Regions from separate parts of the Homo sapiens genome. Here region 2 is linked to region 1. Evidence: chromatin loops called from intact Hi-C (ENCODE). Cell type or tissue: ovary. All regions are shown on one strand. Links, peaks and the distances in the headings refer to the core of each region. The heading gives the core; the rest is flanking DNA. Region 1 overlaps DCAF8 (DDB1 and CUL4 associated factor 8). Region 2 has its middle 2.7 kb from the start of IGSF8.

Region 1 (2,906 bases), core at 280-2,779:
TAGATTAGGAAATGATGCCCTAGGTTCAGCTGCTGAAAAGGTAGCAGGCTTTAATACAGAATAATTCTTAAAGATGCTCCTTATCCCCATCCTATTACAAATTAGTGCCACTTCACAGCTGCCCCCTGGAGCAGGACTATTCCTACAGAGGAAATTACAGGAATGTGGGGGAGGGTGTTAGAGCAGTGCCTTTAAAGAACTGGGCAGCAAGTTATTCCTCCCTATGACAATAAGAATCAACAGTATGTGGATAAGCAGAAAGAAAATAACTTCTGCAGTCAGCCACTTACATCTTTTAACCCTGTCAGCTCAGTGGAAGCTTCAGCTGTGGGTGCCCAGATCTTCACATCATGGTCTAGGCCACTGGTTGCCAGCACAGGCAGGTGAGGGTGGGGCTCAAGACAGTTTACCTGGTCAGGAAGAAAGGAAAACACAGACTCAGCAGTGTGTGGGAGTAGGGTTTAAAAACCACTACTCACCTTGAGCCAAATAACTGCCCTTGATCAGGGCTGAGGCAGCTGCTGGGGAAGGGAGGCCCACCCATCCTGAGCCTAAGCCAAAGGGCACTGAGGGTAGAGAAACCAGACACAGACTGGGTATAAGACCAGGCACATCAATCATTTCCTATGTATAGGTCGGGGGTGGCTTCATCCCCAGATATGGCCCTAGGGGTGGGTGAGTGGACTGCCCAAGCTTACTGCTGGCTTCGTAAGAAGACAATGAAATCCAGATGACCTCATTCACTCCAGATTCCAAAGCTCCAACTTGCCCAAGGCTGGAAAAAACCATCTCAGTGGCTTTCACCAAGTGGCAAATAAATTTTAAAAAATGAAGAAAGCAGCAGCTGCCAATGAACCCCCAGAGAAGAGTCGGAGAACTATATTCATTTGGCAGTGTTTACTAGAACTGGAGGAAGGCACAGGCTGAGAAGAGGAGGCTGAGTTGCAGGGAGTGGTGGGAGTGATGGAGGCTCATGTCTGCTTGAGAGAACCTTGCACATCCCAGGGGGAACATCCTACTACTTGCCCTGAGCACAACAGGCTCAGCTATAAGGCAGCACATTAAAACCAAGCAGCTTCTTGGGGCTCCCAAAGCCTCAATCTCAGCCACCCTCTGGGTAAATTCACTGAACAAGGCAAAAGAAATAAACTCCAGCAGGCAGGCCTTCTAGCTTAGGCAGCTTCCTTCTGTCCGAAAGGCACCCAATGCCCCCTGCTGTCTGACTTGGAAACATGAGCTTCCCTAAGGGAAGGGCAGGGAAGTTCCTACCCCATCCAGAAGAGTTAGTTCCAGATCTAGCTGCTAAAGCATTTTGAGTCTTTTAGTGAAAAGAGGAACACATAGGAAAGGCACCCTGCCTTGCAGCTGGACCTATAGTCCAAGAAAACAACTTCTTTTAGTTCTCTCTGGACCAACCACCTCCGCTGCCTCACCTGCACAGGCAGAGAACAGCTGAGGAGAAGTCAAGGGCAGGCATGGAAAATAGAGCTGACCTACAGACTTCCCACTTACTTTGACTTCCATCTTACAAATAAACAAATGCTCAGAAAAGACTGAAGCTAAGACTGAGCTTATGAATAAAACAGAAACCCCGTTCTTTATCTCCTCCTCCCATTCCACATATCAGCCTATTGTGAAGTTTATCTTTGGGCTCTTTTAGGCAGTGCAGTTAAAGTCCAATGCCTGGAATAGTATCTATCTATAGTAATGGACAACTTACATATACAAACCTGCACTTTTTCATCTATCTCCTAATAAGCCCTTGTTACAGACCTGTACTCTGAGCTAGCTCTGCTTGAATAAGTCAGGAAAATAAAAAAACACAGGGGAACAATTCCTTGGAACTTAAGACTAAGGAAAAAGCCAGTGGCAAGAGGAACAAGAGAATAACATACAGTACCTGAATTGGAGCCTGCGGGGGGAGCCGACAGAGAACTTCTGGGCCAGAGTACCTGGTCACTTCACCAGACCTGTCTGAATGCCAGGACTTATCCTGTCAATAATGCCTGAGCAGAGAAAAGAGCTCTGGCCTTAGATGACTGGGCTGGGGGAATGTAGAGAATGGGATCAAGCATCAAAGTGCTCTTGGGAGACTAAGGGGCTGTCCTCTGATACCACCCCCAACCCTTGTCCCTGTGAAGCTGAATGGGAACAAAGAAAAGATCCTCAAATCAGTCAGGAGATCTGGGCAAGGCAGAAAATAACTTCTAAGATCTTTGGTTCTAACATTCTACGTTACAATTACATTCTACTCTACATTTACAATTTGCATGATATAGAACTGCTGAGTCTACTACATTGAAAGTAGTGCCTGGTAACCCCCACTGCTGGAAAATTAGGACCAAAAAACAGAGCAGAGGGAGCCAAGTAAAAGACCACATCGATCATTCAGCTTACACAGAGACAAGAATATGTAAGGAAATTTGCTTCAGGGGTAGCCTCTATATCTCTTATTCTACTCATTTACTCTTAGGACCACTAAAACTTAGGCCTGGGGCCCACCCATCCCAAGTAGATGCCTTCCTCACCTGGGCAAATGGGTTAATCATCAAACCCTGGCATTGGCTGAGCTAAAAGCAAACTGGCCTGCAGAATGCTTTTGGAGAATGGACAAATGCTGGCCTGGGAGAGGGCATTCAGCCCTGCATCTCTCTGGAACAGAATGCAAGGCAATAGCTTATGTCAAGAAAAAATTCACTGGCCCCTTCTGACTTCCTTTCTCTAAATGCCTATTGCATAATTCCCATTAAGACTCAAGTGTTTTGGGTTTGTTCACTGCAGATGACACAGGGGGACCTATGGAAGAGTTGGAAATGAAGCAGGGAAGAGTGAGACACACCTTGAACTTCTAGACTCCTCTCCATTTGTATTCAAACCATAAAAACCCTAGATCTATGCAGGTCCCA
Region 2 (2,906 bases), core at 288-2,787, 120 kb before region 1:
AATGGAGGAGGCACCCTTCCCAGGTGCTCTGTCTCTTCCTGAACTGTAAAGATGGGAAGTGGGCAGGGGCAGGAAGGATGAGACCAGAATGGGGAGAAGAGATGGCCAGGTTTGCAAAGCCAAGGCTGTCAGAGTGGCTGTCAGTGGGAGGTGACCCCAGAGCCCATTTACCACCCTCTACCCTCCAACATCCTCCCTCTCCCCTCTCATCCCCCTTCCCTCCCACTCACTCACCCCCCTTTACAGAAGAGGAAACTGAGGCCCAGAGAGGGTAAGTGGCACAGGCCAGACCAGACCTTCCTTGACATGGTATTCCTCAAGCGTGGCACAGTGCCTGACTCTGAGAAGATGCTCACGGGGTTGCCAGTAGAAGCCACATTGAGGAACCCTGGAGAAACCAGAGAAACTGAGGCCTTGAAGGGAGATCAGAGGTCCAGCCCTCACTTCCCAGGACTGCCAGCACTGGCCCATGAACAGGGCAATAAGGTGCCTGTTTATTCCCACTTTGAAATATCCAGAAGGTTGCTCCAGAACCTCATCATCTAAATCCATCCACAGGCATATCGAGCTATGTGAAAACTGAAACTCATAGGGGAAGCTTTTGGAAGAATACGTCTCTCCCTTTATAATGGATTTAATTATCGAGTGGATTTAATGCCTTCATGATGCTTGAGGGATGAAAGATGTTACCAATTGTAATAATGATAGATGTCATTTATGAAATGCTTACACAAGAAGGCCCTTTTGGATATTAGTCCTAGTCCTTATAGCATATTTTGCAAGGTGGTGTCATTTAACAGAAGAGAAACTTGAGGTTAGGCAGGTTAAGTACCTTGCCCAAGGCCACACAGTTTTTAAGTGGCTTAGGGGTGACTTCAGCCCAGGCTTGTCTGTCTGTCCCCAAAGCCCCAAATCTTCCTACACCTCACTGTCCCTCCTCCCAAGCCTCTCCACCCTGTAAACTCAGTCATTCAACAAATATTGATTGGGCCAGGCCTTGTACTGGGCACTGGAGATGCCATGGTAAACAAGGTGGGCCTGCTCCCCTGCCCTCAGGGAACATAGTTCTATATGTTAGGGATACATTTCATAAACAAGTCATAACCAACCCCCAGTATGAGTATGATGAGAGGGGTCTTCAGGGAGGTGAGGTATCCTCTCTTACCCTGTGGCCTGGGGCTGGGAAGGAGCTGGGGGCAGGTTGGCGTTGAGAACTGGGTTGGTGTCTCCCTCCAGAGGGGATAAGGCCCAAGGAGAGAACAGTGTCTTCAGCAGGCCCCTCTGGAACCCAGGCCCCTCTGGAACCCAGACTGCGGGTTCCAGAGGCGGCCAGCAGAGGGAGCCCACAGCCCAGGCCTGACGGACCCCTCAGCTGCTTATGTAACTGGGAAAGCTGGGGGAGGAGAACAAACCCCAGGCACGAGGCACGTCACACACACAGACACATGTCCCCACTGTAATGGAGCGGGGATCAGACAGAAAGACGGCTCCCAGAAACACACCCCCACAGAGCCATGGGCAAACACACACAAGCTGCAAAACAGCGATGCATGGTGTAGATTGGAGGGCACTCATCTCATCCATTAAAAACACACACCTAGGCTGGTGCCCGAGGGTGGGGTGAGCAGAGAAAGGAGGAAGGAAGCCCTTCAGTGAGTTTCCAGGCCAGACTGAGACACGAAGGAGGAGGGAGCCTGGGTTTGCAGAGAGACCTGGCAGGTATGCAGTAGTGACCATGAGGGACCCTGATGCCCGGCTGGGCTGTGTTGTCACTGCCATCACCAGCTTCCCACCTGCCCTCCATGTACTACCCCAGGCATGGGCCTGCATCCGACACCCGTCCTGTTTCACATGAAACAGGTCTCATTTCACCTCAAGATGACATATACACAAGACACCAAGGTGACACTGAGGTGTCATGAGTATTGTTAAAGATAATTGAGACCCACGCTCTGCCCAAAAGCAGTTTATAATCCAGCTGAGATGTGACACACCACAGTCACAACCAAGCAGACAGCTCTCAGAGAGGAGCACGTTCAAAGACAGGACCATTCACATATGCTGACCTGTGTCAGGCACTAAATGTGATCTCATTTATCCTCATGTGCTATTATTATCCCTGTGAGAAAACTGAGGCATAGAAAAGTTAAGAAACTTGTCCAAGGTTAATGCATTAGTTACTGTCCACACAGGGATTCGAAATGGATCGCCTCACTGTGGAGCCTGTGCTTCTAACTCCTGTTATGTTGCTGCTTAAAGACAAACGTCACTAGGGACACAGTTAAATATGGGCTTAGCACACATGAGTATACACCAAGCTGTAGACACAGATACTGCCGTGGGGACAAAGTGACAAATACATCAAATACATAAGCACACATGCTCGTCAGACTGTCAGACATATAGAAATGGCACAAGCATACACATAGGACTCAGCTCTCTCTCTTTTAAATGTGTATCAACCGTAGCTTTGTGGGGAGCTAAGGATCACACACAAGAATGTCCTGTGATTTGTGTGTGTTTATAAAGCATTGGCCCATACTGCCCTGATGAGCTATATTTTCCCACCCTCCCAGAAGGGAAGATTCTCTCTGCTGAGTTGCTGAGAGGCTCAAGCAGAGTCAGAGACAGAAGTAGTGCAGAAACCTACCCTCGCCCTGATAACAAACTCATTCAGAGACACACTGAAACAGAAGTGCACACACAAAGATAAACACAGAGACATTATGCACACCCAAACACCAAACACACTCACAGAACCACAAAGCCATCTCCCCCCCGACACACACACACACATTCGCTTTCCACCCTCTCCCTCCCCTCTTTTCTCCCTGAGCCAGGCATCTGCACCTTCATGGTGAACTGTGTGTGTGTGTGTGTGTGTGTGTGTGTGTGTGTGTGTGTGT

What was found. Hi-C counts contacts between places; a loop is a spot of excess contacts. Peaks named below come from ENCODE experiments on the same cell type or tissue, not always from the same donor. Only the 100,000 strongest peaks of a DNase experiment are listed, where the experiment ranks them.
Region 2: it touches region 1 in a loop (5-fold over the local background); 50 of 110 quality-filtered maps call a loop at or near these places.

Annotation. Positions count from the first base shown.
Region 1 is chr1:160,218,559-160,221,464 of GRCh38, forward strand. It overlaps DCAF8 (DDB1 and CUL4 associated factor 8), which reads right to left. Exons shown (of 14, transcript NM_015726.4): 12 at 291-410. Among named protein-coding and RNA genes, the nearest start is that of PEA15-AS1, 11 kb to the left of the region's middle. In ovary, for the core only: a CTCF peak has its summit at 1,222 (motif pointing left); a DNase peak (open chromatin) is centred at 1,200; H3K27ac peaks cover 779 bases.
Region 2 is chr1:160,099,827-160,102,732 of GRCh38, forward strand. No RefSeq gene overlaps it. Among named protein-coding and RNA genes, the nearest start is that of IGSF8, 2.7 kb to the left of the region's middle. RefSeq lists an enhancer at 1,070-1,570. In ovary, for the core only: a CTCF peak has its summit at 1,343 (motif pointing right); a DNase peak (open chromatin) is centred at 1,385; H3K27ac peaks cover 1,593 bases.